Linked DNA regions of Homo sapiens: region 1 is linked to region 2. Evidence: read pairs that join two places in POLR2A ChIA-PET (ENCODE). Cell type or tissue: GM12878. All regions are shown on one strand. Region 1 overlaps RABEP2 (rabaptin, RAB GTPase binding effector protein 2). Region 2 overlaps FBRS (fibrosin).

Region 1 (5,000 bases), 1.8 Mb after region 2:
CTGAGGCAGGAGAATCGCTTGAACCCAGGAGGCAGAAGTTGTGGTAAGCCGAGATCGCGCCATTGCACTCCAGCCCGGGCAAGAAGAGAAGCAGAGAGAAACTGTGTCTCAAAAAAAAAGAGAAAAAAAAACCGGGGCACAAGGAACTGTGAGTTCGAAGGCCCTGAGGATGGAGAGACCACAGTGTGTCTGAGGAACAGGAAGGCCACCGGGGAGGAGAGAAGAGGAGACCAGAAAGAAAGGCAGGGCCACATGAGTCCGACCTCGGGGGCCTGTTGTGCATTGTGCGTCTTAGGAGACGTGGGAAGCACCTGCAGGGTTAAGCAACGGAGAAGCCTCCCGGCTCCAGGCTTTCAAAAGCTCACTTGGGGCCAGGTGCAGTGGCTCACGCGTGTAATCTCAGCACTTTGGGACACTGAAGCGGGCAGAATGCTGGAGCCCAGGAGTTTGAGACCAGCCTGGGCAACATGATGAAACCCTGTCCTACAAAAAAACACAAAAAAGTAGCTGGGCACAGTGGCACATGCCTATGATCCAGGCTACTTCGAGAGGTTGAGATGAGAGGATTGCTTGAGCCCAGGAGGTCGATGCTGCAGTGAGCTGAGATCGTGCGCCACTGCACTCCAGCCTGGGTCACAGAGTGAGACCCCATCTCAAAAAAAAAAAAAAAAAAAAGAAAGAAAGAAAGCTTACTTGGGGCTGTGTTGGGGTAGGGGACACAGGAGAAGCTGAGAGGCTGGGACTGTGGTGTACAGGAAGGTGGTACCTTGGACCAGGGGATGGCCGCAGAGACAGGAAGAAATGGGTGGATGTGGAATCCACTTTTTTTTTTTTTGAGATGGAGTCTCGCTGTGTCACCCAGGCTGGAGTGCAGTGGTGTGGTTCTCGGCTCACTGCTAGCTCCACCTACCGGGTTCATGCCATACTCCTGCCTCAGCCTTCCGAGTAGCTGGGACTACAGGCGCCTGCCACCACACCTGGCTAATTTTTTGTGTTTATAGTAGAGACGGGGTTTCACCATGTTAGCCAGGATGGTCTCGATCTCCTGACCTCGTGATCCGCCCACCTCGGCCTCCCAAAGTGCTGGGATTACAGGTGCGAGCCACCATGCCCGGCTGGAATCCACTTTTTTTAAGATGGAGTCCTGTCCTGTCACCCAGGCTGGAGTGCAGTGGCCTGATCTTGGCTCACTGCAACCTCTGTCTTTCAGGTTCAAGCGATTCTCCTGCCTCAGCCTCCCCAGTAGCTGGGATTACAGGGGCCCGCCACCACGTCCAACTACTTTTTTTGTATTTTTAGTAGAGACAAGGTTTCACCATATTGGTCAGGCTGGTCTTGAACTCCTGACCACCCACCTCAGCCTCCCAAAGTGGTGGGATTATAGGCATGAGCCACCATGCCTGGCCCTGTTTTTTTTTTTTTTTTCTCTTTTTTGAGACGGAATCTCACTCACGGCAACCTCTGCTCACTGCTCACTGCAACCTCTGCTTCCTGGGTTTAAGTGAATCTCCTGCCTCAGTTTCCCGAGTAGCTGAGATTACAGGTGTCCCGCCACCACGCCCGGCTAATTTTTTGTATTTTTAGTAGAGACAGGGTTTTACCATGTTGGCCAGGCTGGTTTTGAACTCCTGACCTCAAATGATCCACCCGCCTCGGCCTTCCAAAGTGCTGGGATTACAGGCGTGACCCCACTCCACCCAGTCCTGTGGAATCCACTTTGGAGGTGGACCTGGCAGGGCCTGCTGATGGGTGGGGAGTGAAGGGAAGAGAATGGATGGCTGGGCCTGTAATTTGACGGACTGTGTGGATGAGGGCACCTCCCTGCAGAGGTGGGCCACGAGAAGTGTGGTGAGGGGGGCCAAGTTCCTGGGAGATGCAGGCTGAAGGCAGGGTCTGTGGCAGGGCCGACAGCTGCAGAAGGACCTGGAGAGCGTCAGTCGCGAGCGGGACGAGCTCCAAGAGGGCCTGAGACGGAGCAATGAGGACTGTGCCAAGCAGGTGGGTCCCTGCCGCTGCTGCAGCCCCAGCCGGCCTCTGGCTACCTGCCGCCCCCTGACATGCCCTTGCCCTCACTTTCGCCCTCCCTCCAACCCAGATGCAGGTGCTCCTGGCCCAGGTCCAGAACTCAGAGCAGCTGCTGCGGACCCTGCAAGGGACCGTGAGCCAGGCCCAGGAGCGGGTGCAGCTGCAGATGGTGAGTACCTGGGGGCCCTAGGGCAGGAGGGCGAGGAGTCCAGCAGGAATCAGTTGCACGTGGTGGAAGGGGGCACGTGGGAAGTCAAGGAACCTGTCCTGTCCCCAGCTGCTCAGGCCACACCCTGGAACCGGTGCCAGGTAGGTAAGAGGGTTTTGGGGCAGCTGGTGCCGTGGCCAGAACAGGGCCCCTGCAGCCACACAGAGCTGTTTGATCTTGAGCTAATCCCAGACTCCCAGCCTCTGCCTCACCATCTATAAAACTGACATAATGGGCCCTAGTTTGCAGAGTCATGAGGATTAAAATCAAATCTGACTGGGCGAGGTGACTCATACCTGTAATCCTAGCACTTTGGGAGGCCTAGGCGGTTGGATCACCTGAGGTCAGGAGTTCGAGCCTAGCCAACACAGGGAAACCCCATCTCTACTAAGAATACAAAAATTAGCCGGGCATGGTGGTGGGCGCCTATAATCCCAGCTACTTGGCTGGGCAGGATAATCGCTTGAACCCAGGGGACAGAGGTTGTAGTGAGCCGAGATCACGCCATTGCACTTCAGCCTGGGTGAAAGCAAAACTGTCTCAAAGAAAAAAAAAAAAAAAAAGCAAATCAGATACTGACAAAGACTGGGGAGGAGACATACGTGATTGAACAGGGCCAGGTGTAGGGCAGGAGGGTAGGAGGGCAGTAGGCGGCCTGGAACCAGAGGCCCCTGCAAGGGGCTCCTGCCTCTGGGCTTTGCTGACTGTGGCCACCTAGGAACACAGGTTCCCTGCTGCCAGATTTTCTGATTTTTCAAGAGAAACCAAAAATATGAATATTTGTGTATTGTCTCCTATTTTTTTTTTTTTTTTTTTTTTTGAGACGGAGTCTCGCTCTTTCACCCAGGCTGGAGTGCAGTGGCACGATCTCGGCTCACTGCAAGCTCTGCCTCCCAGATTCACGCCATTCTCCTGCCTCAGCCTCCCGAGTAGCTGAGACTACAGGTGCCTGCCACCACGCCCGGTTAATATTTTTTTTTGTATTTTTAGTAGAGACGGGGTTTCACCGTGTTAGCCAGGATGGTCTCGATCTCCTGACCTCGTGATCCACCCGTCTCGGCCTCCCAAAGTGCTGGGATTACAGGCGTAAGCCACTGAGCCCGGCCTCCTGTTTTTTTTTTTTTAAGAAATGGTGTGTTGCTCTGTCGCTCAGGCTGGCCAGGCTGGAGTGCAGTGGTGCAATCAGAGCTCACTGAAGCCTCAACTTTCTGGGCTCAAGCAATCCTGCAGCCTCACCCTCCTGAGTAGCTGGGACTACAGGCTCACACCACCATGCCCAGCTAATTTGTAAATTTTTTTGTAGAGTCGGGGTCTCACTATGTTGCCCAGGCTGGTCTCAAACTCCTGGCCTCAAGTGACCCTCCCACCTTGGCCTCCCCCATAGCCAGGGTTATAGGTGTGTGGCACCACGCCTGGCTTGTCTCTTAATTTTTAGAATTGGCAACTACTTTAAGGTTTTAAAAATATATATGGGCCGGGCACGGTGGCTCACACCTGTAATCCCAGCACTTTGGGAGGCCAAGACAGGTGGATCATCTGAGGTCAAGAGTTTGAGACCAACCTGACCAACATGGTGAAACCCCGTCTCTACTAAAAGTACAAATATTAGCCAGGCGTGATGGTGGGCGCCTGTAATTCCAGCTACTTGGGAGGCTGAGGCAGGAGAATCGCTTGAACCCGGGAGGCGGAGGTTGCAGTGAGCCGAGATCACTCTATTGCACTCCAGCCTGAGTGACAGAGGGAGACTCTGTCTCAAAAAAATATATATTTTTTAAAATTTAAATTTATATATATTTAAATATTTGTGTGTGTGTGTGTGTATGTGTATATATATATATATATATATATAGACCAAGTAAAATATCTGGCTTGGGCCCTGGCAGCAGCCTGTAATCTGCGTGTTAGCAGGGACAGAGGTGTCTGAAGAGCTTGGTAGCAAAAAGTGCTCCTTCCTTGCTTAGGAACAGAGAGGGTATGGGCTCTCTTGCTGTCAGTCTGGGAGGAGGGTTCAAGGAGGTTTGGCCTCCTAGGGACTGGAGACGCCCTGTCCTCTTCATTGCCTTATACTAACTGTCTGTCCATAGGCGGAGCTGGTCACCACCCACAAGTGCCTGCACCATGAGGTAAAGCGGTTGAATGAGGAAAACCAAGGGCTCCGGGCCGAGCAGCTGCCATCCTCAGCCCCCCAGGGCTCGCAGCAGGAGCAGGGCGAGGAGGAATCACTGCCCAGCTCTGTGCCAGTAAGCTGAGTGTGGGCACTGAGAGCCTGGAGCCACCGTGAGGGCCCCTTCTTCCCAGGCAGGGCAGAGCGTTGGTCACGACCAGCCAGGGTGCTGTGTATTTGCTTGGCTAACTCATTTGCCTTCTCTAAGGCTCAGTTTCCTCATCTGAGAAATGGAACCATACATGCTTTCCAGCATTGGCATCAAAAGAAAATGAATTAACAGAATGCTTGGCAGGAAGGAAGCAGTCATTTGGTTGGTTTGCTATTTTTAAGTGACACGCGAGCCACAAGATTGAATTTATCATAATCTTTGGTTTATAGCAAGCTGCCATCATGGATCTATGCCTAGCCTTTGTCAACTTTTTCTTAATAATATGGCTTATTAGCCAGGCGCGATGGCTCACACCTGTAATCCTAGCACTTTGAGAAGCTGAGGCGGGCGGATCACTTGAGGTCAGGAATTTGAGACCAGCCTGGCCAACGGTAAAACCCTGTCTCTACTAAAAATACAAAAAAATTAGTCAGGGCTAGGCGCGGTGGCTC
Region 2 (5,000 bases):
ACTAACCTATCCCGCCACTGGAATGTCACCACGTCCCCAGCCAGGAACACCTTTCTCCAAGCCACCAGGCTCAACTCTTCCTTGTCCACCCAAACCCAGGTGAAACCTCCCCAAGAAGCCTGCCAAGATCCTAGGAGTCAGTGGCCATGCTCTCCCCTGGGCCAGCATGGCCTCCCCACCTTCCCCTTCCAGGTGGCGTACTGCCCCTGCCACTGGCTACTGGGAGACAGGGCTCCAGCTGGCAGAGACTGAAGTCACCCTGCCCTTCCCTACTCATTTTACAGATGAGGAAATCAAGGCTCAGAGGGGGTAGAGTAACCTGCCCAAGGTCACTAAGCAAGTGGAACCAGGTCTATCCTGCATTCCAGCTGCCTGCTGGGTCTGATTTCCATCTCCTGGAAGTCAGGGACAAAGCCTGGGTTGCCCAACACGCCCTTGGCTCTTACCAATGTGGGTGCTGGGGCTCAGGAAGGGTCCGTGGGCCCCGGGAGCTGCCGTGAAAGGGTTGGCTGCAGCGTGGACGGCACCTGGGGCAGAGAGGTGGGAGATTCTGATGAGGCTGAGTGGGCACAAGCTGGGCCTCAGGCTATAGACAGGGAACCTCAGGCCCGAGGGGGCTGGCCAGACTCACCAGTCGCAGTGAAGAGGGAGGCCGGGTGGGAGAGCTCCTGCCCAGGGGGCAGGGCCCCATAGGGCCCCGGAAGGCAGGGCAGGAGGTCATTCCGAAAGTCAAGCTTGTGGGAGTCACCCTGTGTGGGACACAGGGAGAGGGGCAGTACATGAGGAGCCAGTCTGGTCCCCCTCTTGCTCTCTCACCCGTGGTTCCCCTCCAAAGGCTGGCTGGCACCCAGATGGGGCCTGGATGCCTATCTTCTGCCTCTCTCGGAGCCTTCTCTGAGCAGCCCCCTAATGAGCCAGAGAACTAAGGTGCCAGCCATAGAACTGTTCAGCAGTGATGGGGGACAGGAGAGAATGTTTCTGGCCAAGATTCTGCTGAGCTCTGTTGAGGGCCAATGCCCAGAGCTCAGTCCTCCCCTGACTCTGAGACCCACTCTCCCCAGCCCTCCGGCCCCAGTACCTTCATTTTCTCCTGGTGTCTCAGGATCATGTAAGCCACACGCACGTGCATGGCACACCACTTCCCTGGTTTCTGCCGCCCCAGAAGGATGACCAAAGGGAAAGGGAAGGAAAGAACGTTCACTCATCATCCACTCCAGGCCTGGCTCTGGGCCCAGCCTCGCCACAAAATATCCCTACTCATCATTCCTACAACCAAGGGATGACTAGGTTCATTTTACAGCCTAGGAAACTGAGGCTCAGAGAGATCAACTGCCTTGCCCAAGGTCCCATGGCCAGTTCCATCCGAGCCCAGGTCTGCAACTTGAAAGCCCTCACTCTCTGCTGTTCCACATCTGGCTGCCTCCATGTTCTGGGCTTCTCACTTATTTGTAAGCAAAACCCCCCTTAGCCAAACATGCTAACACCAGCCCCCAGCCTCATGCAGCCTGAGGTCCTCACACAACTCACCCTCAAAGGTGGCCGGAAATGGTCGGGGATCTGGGGATGGCAAAGGAGAGATGGGAGGCGACTCAGACCCGAGTCCTGGGCCAGGCGCCTCGCATCTCCACAGCATCCACTCACCCCCAACATGCCTGAGACACTGGGACTCCCTCAAACCCTTCCTGCTCAGGCCCAAACTCCTTTCCCCATCTCTCCCAGTCTAGGCATCTCTCCTCCAGCACAAGGTTTCTGAACCAAGCCCCAGGGAGCTGCCCTGCTGGAAGGCTGCGGGTGGTGAGGGGGCAGGCAGGACAGGTTTCTCAGAGAAGCTCTCCTATTACCAACTTTAGAGTATAGCGGTCTGTTTAAGATTTATTTAGGGAAAATGCCTTTGAAGGAAGTTGGAAAACCTCTGGCCTAGTCTTCCCTGTAGGAAACTGGTCCTGTGCGTTTCACAACGTTCCCGCAGCCCTGGGGTCTACACTGCTGCAAGTGCTAAGGGGAGGGAGGCTCTGGCTCTCCTCACTTCACCAAGGGGCAGCTTATCTTTTGTTTTCCGAACAGGGCTTCCTGGTATGATGTCATTTGGAAAAAAAGTGTTTTGTAACTTTATTAAAAAGTTTGAAAACCACTACAAAAACCATTGTCCTAATCATCCTATTTCTGGGACAAGCTCATGAAACTCTCATTCCTCATGCCTGGGAAAGCCAGCTATTTACAGAAATTCCCTCTCTATTAGACACCCAGGAACACCCGATTGTGAATTCAAGGGAGGAATCAGCAGTTCACTCTCCTCAAGTCAGTTCTGTTCTCCCCGCAACACACCTTCCAGCTCCCCCAGGACCTGCCCTGGCCCCCTCACCTGTGTCCCCTTCTGGGAGAGCCCGCTCGGCACCGGCCCCAGTCGTGGTGGCAGCTCAGGGTTCGTGCTCTGGGAAAGGGGAGTGGAGGGATCAGACAGGAGAGCTGGCACCAAGCACAAAGGGATCCAGAACCAAGCTGGGACACTGGGCAGGGAGGGATCATGGCTTTGGAGAAAACTGGGTGCAGCAGGGCAGGGCAGGAGGATGGGCACGACTTTGGGGAATGGGAGAAGGGTGCTTGGACCCGGCGTGTCTGGGTTTGTCAAGATGGTAGGCGGTGGTGGTGTCTGGATTGGGAGCTCACCTTGGGCTGGAAGGCCCCCTGCAGGGAGCCAAAGGAGACGGCCGGCGGGAGGCCCGGAGGCAGCCCGGGCACTGCGGGAGGGAAGGCCGTGTACGGCTGTGGAGAGAAGGGGGACTAGTACAGGTGGGGGTGGAGGCGCAGCCCAAGTCCAGCCTGCCCGTCAGTCCACGGGCCTCCACCCTAAAGCCCCCCAGGGAGCTGTCCCAGGCTCAAGGCTCTTGCTTTTGTGCTGAAGACTGGACCCCAGCAGTCAGGGTCACAAGCATGGATGCATCCACGCCCACACCACACACCCCATACGCACACGCACACACACACTCACATTATGTCGGAAAAGGCCTTCCATCTTTCCTGGATATTTCTCAAACTAGGGAAGAGAAGGGAAGAGTAAGCTGCCAGCCAGGGACCCGGGCCTTCCCCCAGAAGCCATGCCCTCCCCAGAGGCCTCCGAGCCTCATCGCCAGCCCAATGAGGAGCTCACCATGTGGGGGCCGTGGGGTGGCAGCAGGCCCGGGGGATAAGGGGTGAAGTGCTGGTGGGTGTGCTGGTGGGTGTGCTGGTGCTGGTGGTTGTGCTGGTGGAACTGGAAGGCCAGGGGCCGGGCCGAGCCCCCTGCCCCCACCACCTCAGGGCCACCCTGGGCATTCAGGTAGCGAGAGTTCAGGTCCTGGCCGATCAGGTCCTGCTCTGTGGGAGGGGACGGGAGAAGGCTTTAATGCTGTCGCCACATCAGCCTCCTTGGGCCCAGGTGACTGCCTTCCCTCTGGCCTCGAGCCACTCCCTCCTCAAGCCCTGCTGTCTGCTGAGGCTCAGGTGCCCCAAAGCCAACTGGGCCCGAGCCCGGGGTGATGGCCCCCCACCCCCCGGCCAGGACCCCAAACTCACCAGAAAGGGCGTTAGCGGCTGAGGCCCCAGGGTGCCCTGGCACCTGCAGCAGGGGTGGGGGTGGGGGCAGGGTGGGGCCAGGGGAGAACAAGGAGGGGTGGTGGGGTGGTGGGGGGGGCCGCAGCCCGGGAGGGGGAAAGCTGTGGGTGGACAAAGGCAGGGGCAGTGAGGGCGTCGGGGGCCGGTGGGTGAGCTGCGCGGACGAGGAGGAGGCAGATGAGGAGGAGGAGGACGAAGAGGATGATGAGGGGGGAGGCTGAGCCACGGGAGGGGCCGGGGCCTTGGGGGGCGGCCGTGAAGAGCTGGGGAGAGAAGTGGGGAGATGAGTGAGGGGTTGGGAGGTGCCAGCTCTGACGGGAGGGGGTCAGAAGCCTGGGTGATACCGTGACCCTGGTTCTCCAACACGGGAGGTGGCAGAACCCAGCCCCAGGACCGCCCCCCACCGAGGGAATCCGTTCTCAGACTGAGGCGCCTCCCACACCCAGCAACCCCTATTTCTCCCTGTCTAGGTCTCTGCATCCACGCAGCTGCCTCTGCCATCTCTGGCCAGATGACTTTCCCTTTCTGACTCAACCACAGCACAGAACAGATCATTCATGTTGACGCTTAATTAGAACAAGCCACCTGGGGTCCCACCCTACAACAGTGGAAGCAGCACCACACTGGCCTGGCCTGGGAGTCAGGAGACCTGAATTCTAGGCCCATCTTGCCATGAATGCCCGGGGTGACCTTGAGCAAGTCACTGCCCCTCTCTGAGCCTTAGTTTTCTCAATAATAACAATGACAATGACGGTGACAAAATAGAGCATCAATAGTAAGTGTCAATAGTTCTTACCCTGTGGCAAGCACCTGCTGTAGGCCAAGTGCTGGCACCTGCTTTAAAAGCTAATCCAAGTCTCCAACATTCCACGCCACCTTCCCCACTGCTGCCCAGCAAAGTAACCATCTGAACTGCATCAATGGCTTCTTTTAAGAACTCAATTTCCTTTTTTTTTTTTTTAACTTAGCCTCCCCCTAAGCAATCGCGTGTGAAATCAAGGGGCTGAGGCATGACACTCAGCTTTCTAAAGTTCACAAAAGCTAACTCAGGACTATTTTTTAAAGTTTACTCACGTAAGACCTGAAATCATCCCATATATCACTGACGCTGAATGTACACACTTTGGGAAACACTGCATTCACTCGTAGTTAATCCTCACAACAGCTTTAAGATGAAAGTACTATGATCATTCCATTTGACAGAAAGAGGAAATCGAGGCTCAGAGGGGTTAAGTGACTTGTCAAAAATCACACAGCCAGGAAGCGTCAGAGCAAGAATTTGAATCTGGGTCTGACACCAAAGCCAGCGCTCTTAACCATCATGTCAGCATTTCCCAAAGTATGTTCCAAAGAACACTATTCCGAGCAGACTTGCCTGCCTGAAAAAACGTTCTCACCAGCAAACACAA

The links. ChIA-PET counts read pairs that join two places held together with the same protein. Peaks named below come from ENCODE experiments on the same cell type or tissue, not always from the same donor. Only the 100,000 strongest peaks of a DNase experiment are listed, where the experiment ranks them.
Region 1: POLR2A ChIA-PET joins it to region 2 with 6 read pairs; 1 of 35 experiments calls an interaction of 5 or more read pairs at or near these places.

Annotation. Positions count from the first base shown.
Region 1 is chr16:28,908,082-28,913,081 of GRCh38, reverse strand. It overlaps RABEP2 (rabaptin, RAB GTPase binding effector protein 2), which reads left to right. Exons shown (of 13, transcript NM_024816.3): 6 at 1,903-1,998; 7 at 2,096-2,194; 8 at 4,318-4,473. Among named protein-coding and RNA genes, the nearest start is that of RABEP2, 15 kb to the left of the region's middle. In GM12878, no CTCF peak of the experiment used is centred here; no DNase peak of the experiment used is centred here; H3K27ac peaks cover 1,095 bases.
Region 2 is chr16:30,663,069-30,668,068 of GRCh38, reverse strand. FBRS (fibrosin) reads right to left here. Exons shown (of 18, transcript NM_001105079.3): 7 at 3,553-3,854; 8 at 3,149-3,354; 9 at 2,990-3,034; 10 at 2,668-2,763; 11 at 2,363-2,431; 12 at 1,528-1,557; 13 at 1,079-1,150; 14 at 632-749; 15 at 447-527. Among named protein-coding and RNA genes, the nearest start is that of FBRS, 7.1 kb to the right of the region's middle. In GM12878, no CTCF peak of the experiment used is centred here; no DNase peak of the experiment used is centred here; H3K4me3 peaks cover 889 bases.